Regions from separate parts of the Mus musculus genome. Here region 1 is linked to region 2. A link is a loop called in an ENCODE intact Hi-C map of the cell type or tissue named here. Cell type or tissue: gastrocnemius. All regions are shown on one strand. Links, peaks and the distances in the headings refer to the core of each region. The heading gives the core; the rest is flanking DNA.

The links. Peaks named below come from ENCODE experiments on the same cell type or tissue, not always from the same donor. Only the 100,000 strongest peaks of a DNase experiment are listed, where the experiment ranks them.
Region 1: a loop joins it to region 2, with 2.8 times the contacts of the local background. A loop is called at or near these places in 22 of 42 quality-filtered maps.

The regions. Positions count from the first base shown.
Region 1 is chr12:76,997,763-77,003,138 of GRCm38, forward strand. The region is part of intron 1 of Gm35041 (a long non-coding RNA gene); the gene reads left to right. Among named protein-coding and RNA genes, the nearest start is that of Gm35041, 28 kb to the left of the region's middle. In gastrocnemius, for the core only: CTCF peaks have their summits at 2,503 (motif pointing right) and 3,456 (motif pointing right); DNase peaks (open chromatin) are centred at 2,505 and 3,447.
Region 2 is chr12:77,565,907-77,571,282 of GRCm38, forward strand. It overlaps Gm35240 (a long non-coding RNA gene), which reads left to right. Exons shown (of 4, transcript XR_381707.3): 2 at 3,592-3,805. Among named protein-coding and RNA genes, the nearest start is that of Gm35240, 15 kb to the left of the region's middle. In gastrocnemius, for the core only: CTCF peaks have their summits at 2,567 (motif pointing left) and 4,793 (motif pointing right); DNase peaks (open chromatin) are centred at 906, 2,173, 2,563, 3,180 and 1 more place; H3K4me3 peaks cover 500 bases; H3K27ac peaks cover 748 bases.

The DNA of each region.
Region 1 (5,376 bases), core at 162-5,161, 570 kb before region 2:
TATGTGAAATTGTCAAAGAACAAATTTAATCAATTAAACCTATTCCTGGTAAAACATCCCAAGGGGGATTAGCCGTGGGCAATTTAATTTTTCATATACTCAAGTGCATTTTTCAAAGTTTCCACAATGATTATAAGGAGAGGTAAGAAGGAATAGGGATGGGGGGAGAGGGGAGGAGAGAGGGGGGTGGGGAAGGAGAGGGAGAGAGAGACTGCCTAAGGTCTCTCTTAGGTAGAAAGGTAATGTGTATTCAATACTCTGATTCCAAATTTTTCTCTGTGTTCGCTTTCGCTTGGTTCTCCCTTAAGTGTGTTCTGACGTCCATTTCTGTCAAGACTTCAGGATTTAGCTCAAAGAGGGGTGGGGGGGGGGAGGGGGAGAGAAGCTCTGGCTTGTCTCAGCTTGTCTTAGCTTGTCCTTAGCTTGGTGGTGGTTGTGGCTGAGAGCGAAGATGGGCCATTTTCCTGAGATTTAGTTGCGTCTATGTAGTCGAAGGCCTTTTCCACACTCCCCATGGCGGATCTTGATGAAAGAGGCAGTCTGTGGTTCTAAACTGTTCTTGACTGTTCATGGTGGAAAATGGATGCATACCGTACCTCTCAGGGTGAACCTGAGATGAAATACCTTTAGCGGGCAGGAATGTTTGGGGCCTCTAGGTACCTCATTAGCCTGCAGAACTCAGTTCTGGGCCTAGGTGACCATAGGTCACGTTTCCTTAAATGGGGAGTGTGGCACGTGTTCAAGGCCCGGAATCTGACAGGGAGTGGGGAATCGCCTAAGTCTCAGGTGTGTACCCACCGAGTCTCCAGGTCTCAACCCGCTCTACCCACCAAGCTTCCTGGCACGGTTTTACCTCCCACAGATTTCATCTTTCTCGGGGGTGGAGTCAGGGGAAGATTGAGGTGAGTGAATAGCGCCTCCAGAGGGACATCTGAGGAGATGCCAACCCTGGGGTGGGCTGCTGATCGTGGGGTCATCGTACCTTTGGCTTTGTGGTTTGGTTCTCTGTACCCCTCACCCCTGACCCTGGAATGCCTTGATAGCTGAATAGACAGCACATGGTGAGTAGATCTGGTCTCTTGGGCTTCTGGGAGCTGGGTTTTCTCAGCCGACTTGTTTCTATAGTTGGAAACTGCTCCCCGAGGCTGTGACTGGACCCATGTACTCCTTCCTCTGGGGCAAAGGCAGGCTCCTCATCCACCCGAGCAGGATAAAGTAAGAAGGGTATGGGTCAAGGCCGGCCATATTTTTCACATCAGGAAGTCTTGGGGTTCCTACAGAGACCCCTGCTGGGATGGGGCTTTTGCACTGAGGCAGGTTTGTGAACCAAAGGAGAACAGGGAATTGGGCACTGAGGCAAGGAGGCAGAGGGCAGAAGGAGGCTTGCTTTCCGAGATGTCACAGTGTCCCCAAGTCTCCTGTCCAGCTGGTTAGACAAGAAAAAGACAGGGAAGAAGGAGTGACAGGAAGGAAGGAGGAGTGATGGGAGGAAGGAGGAGTGACAGGGAGGAAGGAAGAGTGACAGGGAGGAAGGAGGAGCAATGGGGAAGAAGGAGTGACAGGACAGTGAAGAAGATCTTTGGGTGGGACAGAGCCTCCTGAGATGGTCTAGACTATATGCTATAGAGGATATTCCAACTGGCATTCCTCATTTCCCATTTGGAGTCAGTTTTGCTGGAGTGAGACTCACTTGTGTCTACTCATGAAAGTGTCCCAGTGGTAAACATTCCGGAATTCAGTTGAGTGAAAAATTTCATTTCTCCTAGAGTTAAACAATAGTTGGGGCTGGAACGGTTGTTCGGAGGTTGTGACACATACTGCTCGTGTAGAGGACCTGAGGTCAGTTCCTAGCATCCTAGATAGCTCACAACTGCCTGTGCCTCCAGCCATAGGGAGATCTGGTACGTCTAACCCCCAGAAACAGCTGCACTCATATGCACACCCCCACCTCCCACACACATACACAGATAAAAAAAAAAGAGGCAAGTTAGAGCATGTTAGGGCTAGCTTCTGCAGCTTGCGAGAGGTCACCTGCAAAATCGTCAAAGGCTTGTGAGTCATTATGTTTGTAGCTGGTGATTGGCCATGAGGATTTACACCACAGACATTGGCAAACAGAACAAATTAGGACCTAGCCCTGCTGGAGCCCTGGTAAATTCGAATTTACCAGAATGTTCTATGACACAGAATACCATTGGCCTCATGGTTTGAGTTCGCTATGGTTTTTGAGAAGGATGACGCCGGTGTCCACTTTGAGCTTCATCTCTGATGTTATAAGGGCTGAGTACGAGATTTTGGTCTACACTATCTTAAATGAAATCTAGGTCACCTTGCCTTCGGTTCTTTCCACTTCCCTTATCTTACACATAAACGAGAGAGACCAAGGCTGATGAGGATGGAATCTCCTGCATCTGGTGTCCCTAGTACCCTGTAGCAGCTGCAGCAACCCCTCTGAGCCAGTAGTATGGGGATGTCTGAATTCTCCTAGATGCCAGCAGAGGGCACTATAGGACCAAGGATGGGTCAGTTCCAGCTTCTAGTTGTATACACTCTCTGGGGGTGCTGGAGGGGGTGGTGGTGGTGGGGAAGCCAACCAAACAAAAACTAATTTGAAAGAATTAGAAAGAGGCCGAACTGAACTGGTAACTTTTAGGTGAGGCATCAATTTAAAACATTGCAGCACTTGTGACCATAGTAAAAATCTGTAGCACTTGGCAATTTACAAGCCCTTATGCCCACACCTTTTAAACCTGACAACCCCCTGCACAGGTGTAAGTGTCGCTGGGCAGCAGGAGATGCTGGTGTGTGCTCAGGAGGTAGAGGGTCTGTGGGTCAGTCCTGGTCCTGCCACTGATTTTGGACAGGACACAAAAGATTCAGATTGCTTTTGGGAAACTGACACACAACAGACACACACACACACACATAGTACATACATCTCACACACACACACACACACACACACACACACACACACACACAGCACATATAACACACGGCTCTGCATGTACCAAGCACTCAGGAGACATTAGCAGTTGCTTATTACAGATACAACTACACCAGGCACCTGAGCTGAGTGTGAAAACGAAGCCCCAGGCCATATCATTAGTAAGGGGAAAGCCAGAGCTGAAGCCCCACCTCTTCTAACTGAGGGTTCTTGCCTCTGGCCACCAGCTGTCTCCCAGCTGTCACTGTCACAGCTTCCAGCTGTGCTGACAATTCTGTCCCCCATGCTGGGGTACTTGGGGACTCCTTGATCTACCACCCATGTCATTAATTTGCTTAGTAACTTAATTTTCTGAGAGCCCCCCCACAGTTAATGTCAGTCAGCGGCTGGCTAACTGTGCCTCATGATCTAAGTCTGAATGCTCAAAATGAGCTCCATTTGCTGCTCCGGACAGTGTAAGCCTGGTTACACAAATTCAAATGACCTCAGGGCCAGCAGGGGGTGGTGTAAAGGGATAGTGGAAATTCTGGGCCTTCTGCCACGAAGTCGCCACACAAGCCTTGTTAGCTGTTTTTCCTTCCTTCCTTCCTTCCTTCCTTCCTTCCCTCTCTCTCTCTCTCCCTCCCTCCCTCCCTCCCTCCCTCCCTCCCTCCCTCTCTCCCTTTCTCTCTCTCTCTCTCTTTCTTTCTTTCTTTCTTTCTTTCTTTCTTTCTCTCTTTCTCAGTTACAGGCTTTTTTTTTTTTTTTTTTTTTTTTTTTTTTTTTTTTTTTTTTTAGTGTGTGCATGTTCATACAGGTATATGTGTATGTGTAGCTAAAGATCATATTATATGTGTGTCAAGGTTAGAGGTCAGCTTTGCTGGTTGTGTCTCACAAGCCCTTCACCTTGCTTTTTGAGGTAAGGTCTTATGCTGTTCTGGGGCTTGCAGACTCAACTTGGCTGGTAGGTCCCAGAAATCCTCCTGCCTCCACATTCTCAGCTCTGGAATTATAGGTCGCCTGTCACCATACACCTGACTTTTTTCCCCATGGGATCCGGGGGCTGAGCTTCGTCACTGAGCCATCTCTCAGCATCCCCACCCTCTTCACAATGCTTTTCAAGCACAGAAATTATGTACTGTTATGTGAAATAGCTAAACTGATATCCCCCCCTTTTAAGCTTTATAAAAGAGACCATGAAGACCCAAATACATTATGTTAGGGCATACACATAATGCGGCTACAGGCTAGCAATCACTGTGCAAGCCTTGGGAAGGGAAAGGAGGGAGATTTTCTGGCTACCGGCACCATTCCTAGGGTCAATAAAAGCATTCTACTTCTGTGTGGAGATCTTTATCAAAGCCAGTGAATTTTGTCCAATTGGCCATTTTCTCCCTTTAGCTGAGCTAAGGAGTTTTGCTCTTTCTGAGGGAATCAGTCCCTGTCCACGCAGTGTTGGAAGTTTCTGGATGAAGAATTAGCATGCTTAGAATCTGCTGCAACCTGTGGAGCAACTAGGCAAACTTCAGACAATCCCAACCTGCTTCCCTCACCCCCAACACATACAGTACACACACCACACACCACACACACAGTATACACACACACACACACACACACAGAGTACACACACACAGTACACACACACACACAGAGTACACACACACAGTACACACACACACACACACACACACATACATACACACACACACACACACACACACACACACACACACACACACACATTCTCCCCTCTACAGAAACCTGCCTAGAGGAGCCATCCCCACTCTGAGTACTGGGCCAGGAGCCTCATTGCTGACATGTAGTAGTTCCTTTCAGTTCCAGTTTCAATTAGGACCTCATTCTTGCTTGCTCTTTAATACTCAAGACACATAAAGCCGGTACCATAGTCCCTGGAGTGAGTTAAAGCTTGTATCCAAAGTGTGTCTTATGGGTTAAGATCCAAATACCAAGATGGATGTCAGCGTAAGGAAGAACTGTGGAGCATGTCTGTGAGTGATAAAGGTGGAGAGCAGGGGTGGGTGGCAACAATGTGGCCCCGACCAACACTTATCACAGAGAAAGAGGTCAGAGTTGGAAGAGCCTTAGACTATCTCAAGGCTCTAGAATGTGTTGGTCTCAGGTCCCCAAGGCTTGCTGTGGGTGTCTGGGCTCTGCCCATGGAGAGAAAATCTTAGTGTAAAACCTGCTGGGATGCCATAGGTGTCTCAGCCAAGGCTTCTGTCTGCTTCTCTTCTGTTTGCCAAGGACCTGAGTTCAGTTCCCAACAAAAAATGAATATGAATATTCACGGCTGGCAAAATGGCTCAACAGATAAAGGCACTTCCTTTGTCTTTGATGAGCTGAGTCACACCCCTGCGACCCACATGGTAGGAGAGTTAAGTGACTCCCACAAGTTATTTCCTGACTTCCAGAGGCACACTGTGGCA
Region 2 (5,376 bases), core at 93-5,092:
GCTGGCTGGCTGCTCCCATTCCTGAATTTGGTCCTATCCTCAAAATACTGATTTAAGGCTCTTTTGATTTCCCACAGTCCTCTCAAACTGGATGAGGTGGAGGCTTAACCTTGACTTTATGTGGGAAAAGCCAGAGGGAGTGGGAAGAGGACAGATCTTGGTGGCATGGTACTGGCTTCAGATACCATCTTCCTGTAGAGCAGTGGTTCTCAACCTTCCGAATGCTGCAACCCTTAATATGGTTCCTCAGGTTGACCCCAATCATAAGGCTATTTTCATTGCTACTTCACAACTGTAATTTTGTTACTGTTATGAATCATAAGGTAAATCTCTATGTTGTCCAATGGTCTTAGGTGACTCTGGTGAAAGGGATATTTGACCCCCTCCAAAGGGTTCGCCACCCACAGGTTGAGAACCAATGGTGTAAAGAACCTAGGGTGCAGGATGTGGCCCTGGGACTTAGAGATGAAGAGCTGGTATCTCCTGCAGGTATGACAGTGTGCAAGGCCCATTGGTGTGCTCTGGGGACACACAATGACAGCACATAGCAAGAGTCGCCAAAGGCATGTAGAACGTCTCTCCTCCCTGGGATAGAAGCTCCCAGCTCAGGACTTGGGGCTAAGAATCACGGCTAGAGTTCAGAAGATGCTGCTCCCAGGCTAGTCCTCAGCAGAGCTAGAGGGGAGCTCGACTTCCATTTTCAGGATGGAAAGAGAAAAATTGCCTAATAAATCACTCAGCACTCACTGACAGCCTGCTGGGAGGGGCACGAAGGAAGGACTTGAGAGAGACGCTGGAGCTGAAATGTGTCCACTAATTCTGTTAGACCACGGATTCTTTAGACACCTCTGCCCAGACCCAGCTAGGGCCCACCCAAGTAGGTAGGGGAAGGAGGGAGGGGGGGAAGGGCAGAATGGAGGCTGGCAGGGCGCAAGAGAGTGGGATTTCACTCAATGTGCAGGGCAGAATTCTGAATACTGTGAGCCCCAGGTGTCGCTTGTGTTGCCCTGTATACTCAGGTCTGGGACCCCGAATCCATTGAATAGCACATGCAGAAAGAGCCAGCACACTTTGACATGGTTCTAGCAACAACTTAATCTGCCTTTAAACTCCCGCTTTCCAGTGGCGAGAAGTCAGAACAGGTTGAGAGTTGGCTCCCCTCGCCCCATCTTGGGAACTTGGGGAAATGAGAAGCATGAGTGCCTGTTACTGTGTCTTTAAGTCTACGGTGGAGGAAACTTGTGGTCACTGCTTCTGTTACCTGTCAGGTCTTGGCTGAAGCCACATGTCGCTAGGCACTCTGTTTGTTCCTAACAGTCTGCAGGTGGTATTGTGGTGGAGAAGCCACTGATCCTGGGTGCTGTGTGTGAGGGAGTCCTCACCACTCACAGGTATGGTCAGCTCTTCCTCTCTGGTCTTAAGACTCCCACCGCTTTTTGAAACGAGCTCTTCCCTTCCAGTCTTCCCTGGGTGTCCTACTCTTCCAGGTGGGCAAGTGCTTTTTCCTGGGCACTTGCAACTTCTGGCTGTAGCTCCAAACTAAAGTGCCAAGAAAACTCTCCTGAGGTGAAGGATCCCAGATACCCCAAACAAAGACCTCTTGGGATAGGAAAGGGGCATGCACCTCTCATTTTCTCAGTCCCCTGAAGCCAAACTGAGGCAAATTATTTTCCCAGTCAGCAATTCAGGTTTGGTAGAGGTGGCTCCTTTTGTATCTACATAGTTCCATAGAAGCAAAGAAGCCCAGAGACGTGAGGTCAGTGGCCTGAGCACCTTTGCTGCTCTCATACCCTTTACTTCATCATCATCATCATCACTAATGCATGAACATGCATACACTAATGCATGTACACACACACACACACACACACACACACAGAGAGAGAGAGAGAGAGAGAGAGAGAGAGAGAGAAAGGGGAGGGATACTCCCCAGTATAGAACCATTGAGCTCTGTGTTGACCTGCTAAGCTGGTAGCGATAATTTATTTGAAAATAACTAAATCTTCCCTGCAAATCCATGTTGTCTGTACTTGTTCCTGCTCCTGTCACCACTATTATCAGAACTGCCAATCACATCAGAAATCAGGGAGGGACGTGCCAATTTAGGTCATTGCCCGCCTCTCCCTGGAGGACCATGTGAGTCCTCCCCATCTTTGCTAGGACTGGTCTCTAGAGGTCCCTGACTCGAAGTCCTGTCACTCCCTGGGGAGGATGGCTAGATCTCATCACGAGGACAAGCTTTCCTTTATTATCCTTCTCCAACTTTCTTTTCTAAATGTCATCCTAGCAATCATTAATCAGTGAATAAGAAGTTATAATTAATAGAGGCCCGGATCGTTCAAGTGGAAGATTATTCTTTTGAATTCTTGTATTTTTCTTGGAAGATGTCCTCGAGTTAATTATTTAGTATTTGGATTTTATTTTATTTTTTCGAGCTCCAGTCTTGTATCTGAAATGAACAAATTGATCACAGCCATGTGGGGGATGAGGGGATGATGTCTAAATGTTTGCAGGAGACTGGTGTGAGGAATCTAAGCAGGGCTGGGAGCTCTGCTGCTCCCTCTGCTGGTATTAAAGATTGGAAGCAAACAAGCCGCCAGCCTCAGAGCTGTCCAAGCCCTAGGAAAGCTCTGGGGTGCTCAGGGCACACCCAACAGAGACCAGAGCCTGCAGGTCAGATTTCAGGATGACTGGCTGAGAGTGGAGGACCCTGGTGAGCAAATTAGCAAGGAGAAGGTAGCACAGGGCTGGATTTGGTGGCTGCAGGGTCCCTGAGACCTGTCACCATTTCTTTCAGATGAAGCCATCTTATGTTTCCATGCATATTGGAAACACAGACCATTTCAAGTTCTACACTGAGCTAGAGGAAGACATTGTTCAAATGTGAGACGCAGGAGAGTGCAGATTTGAGACCATGCAGAGTCCTCGGATGGAAAGTTAAACGGGAAGAGTGAGTGGGAGTGTCTCCAGAGGTACTGGCCTTGCCTGTATCACGCAGACTGCCTCTCTCTTGCTGGTATAAGGATCATATTCCCAAGTACAGTTCATATTTATACCCCGATTCCCTTGTTGCACTCGCTGGTATCAGTTGTTTTTAAAGAGGACACCACTGTGTATTTTTCCCCTGGCTCAGCAACTTCCGGAGGAGTTCTGTTATGCCACCGCTCTCTGTGTGGTTCCGTTCATATCTTTTTGGCATTAGGTTACAATGCCTGGACCACATTCCTGCTGACCTCAGTTCACTGGTCTTGGGGATGCCCTGCGTCGACATCTGAAACGGCAGCAGGGCTCTATGAAGGGGAGGCTGGGCAGCTCCAGGGGAAGTCCTGAGCTATGCAGGGATGAGGATGAAGTGGCAATGCTGAAATCCCTGTTTGGGGGCCTGAAAGTCATTCATTTATTCACTACCCCACCAGACAATGACAGTTGTTTATCTGCCCCTGTAGGAGCAATACACTACAAGATGAGCCTATGCCTTTTAAGGACAAATATTTCATAGTTAGAGGTCTTTTCACATTGCGGTCAATTGCTGGCTAAAGTGGACTCGATTCTCTTCTTGTATCCGATTTTATTTTTATATTGTCTTTGCAGTTTCCTCCCCTTAGAGACGACTCTGCCCTTGAATGTCCGATGTTCTTCTGACCAGTAACAATGGCAGGAATAATGACACGCAGTTTGGCCATCAGTAACTGAGCACTTCAGGACCCAGCAGAAAGTCACCCTGTGTCGGAAGAACAGAGGTTACTTGGAGTAGTAGCCATCCTTCCCTGATGGTTACCTTCCTACCTGCTGTGCTCTAGTCAGTGTAAGTTCATCTACCCCCTCATCCCCTGCTGACCGAAGAGACACCAGTGAGGCCAGGTGAGAACAATTGTCTTAGTGACTCGTGGACATACCCCTCAACTGTACTCTTACAAGTCACTGTTTTAGGATAATTTCTAATATGGCAATATCACACACACACACCAATTGGGGAGGAAAAGCATGGCTATAACAAGGGCACCTTTACTGTATTTACCTTGTGCTTATGGTAGTGAGCACTTGGTGATGTTGGTCAGAGCAAGCAGAGGGAGGGGAATGGGGAGGCATTCCTGGTGTTGCCTAAAATGGAGCCCAGACTTGACTAGCTGGTTGGACACAGTGTTAAAGGAAATGAGAGGATGCTAATAAGACATACCCTTCTCAGGGATTCAGAGGAAAGAGAGACTACGTTGGGTGGCAATAAGGAAGGGGAGGCCACATAACAACAGGAGCTCTACTCTGGGCTCCAAGAAGGGAGGAGTCTGACTGTTTATCCCTCATAGCCTTGTCATTACCTCCTGTAATGTGAGAGGAACTTTTGCTACTGGGTCCTCTGTCCTGTGGGCAAGGGGGCAAGGGGATTCATACTTATATGATTTATTAGACCATCAAGCCTGCTGTGTGCCCTGGGTGTCAAGGAGCCAGGACATCACAGCCATTTCTATTGATCATGACTGGTTGGCTGTTCTGTGTACTGAAGCAGTAGGAGGGGACTCTCAAGGAACATCTGTATAGGCTCATACTACTGATATAGGCTGCCTCTAAACTGGACTTCGATTCTACTCTATAAAGAGTGGTCTTCAGGGGCACCTCTGTCAGTTTCAAATGGACGGCTTGCTAGACAAGTGGAGTCCTTGGTCCCCCGAGCCTCCTATTTAGGGATTAGGGGAATAAGAATCTGCCCATTTTGCAATCTCTCCTGATGGTGCTTCAAGGACTGGAAAACCCCTTTTTGAAGTATCCTGTCCTATGCCTGCAGGACCAGTAGGGGGCCTCATGTAGAGGCAGGCCCCATGGCCAGGGAGCAGGTCCAGGGCTCCCTTAGTTCTTGACAGGACTGGTTTTCCATACTATATTCCTCTCCCTGTGGCTTCCCCAAATATTTCCAAACTAGAATTGCCAGAACAGACTTTTCTAAAACGCATGCTTCAAGGCTCCATCTGAAATGCAGTAAGTCCAAATCTCATGGGCTAGGGCCCAGGAATAAACATTTAATTCTAAGAAAGAAAGAAAGAAAGAAAGAAAGAAAGAATAGATGATAGCCCCAAACAAAGTTTCCAGTGGTCTTTGTGCTCAGTCAGTTATGGGAATGACTGGGTTGCTCCTACTCTGCATCATATATAGGTGACGCTCAGCAGTGACCCATTCTTAAATCAATACTCAAGAATCAAAATCCATAACCAGCTTTTTGGTATATTTACTTGGGCCTTTGTGCTTGTTTTCCCCTTTTATTTTGGGGGCGCTCTGAGTCAACTAATTTTTGAGTCTTGGGAAAACAGAGAAGAATAATAACCATGAGCTTGTGGGAGGCAAACTGAGACAACATACCATCTGCAGTGAAGTCGGCATAAATCC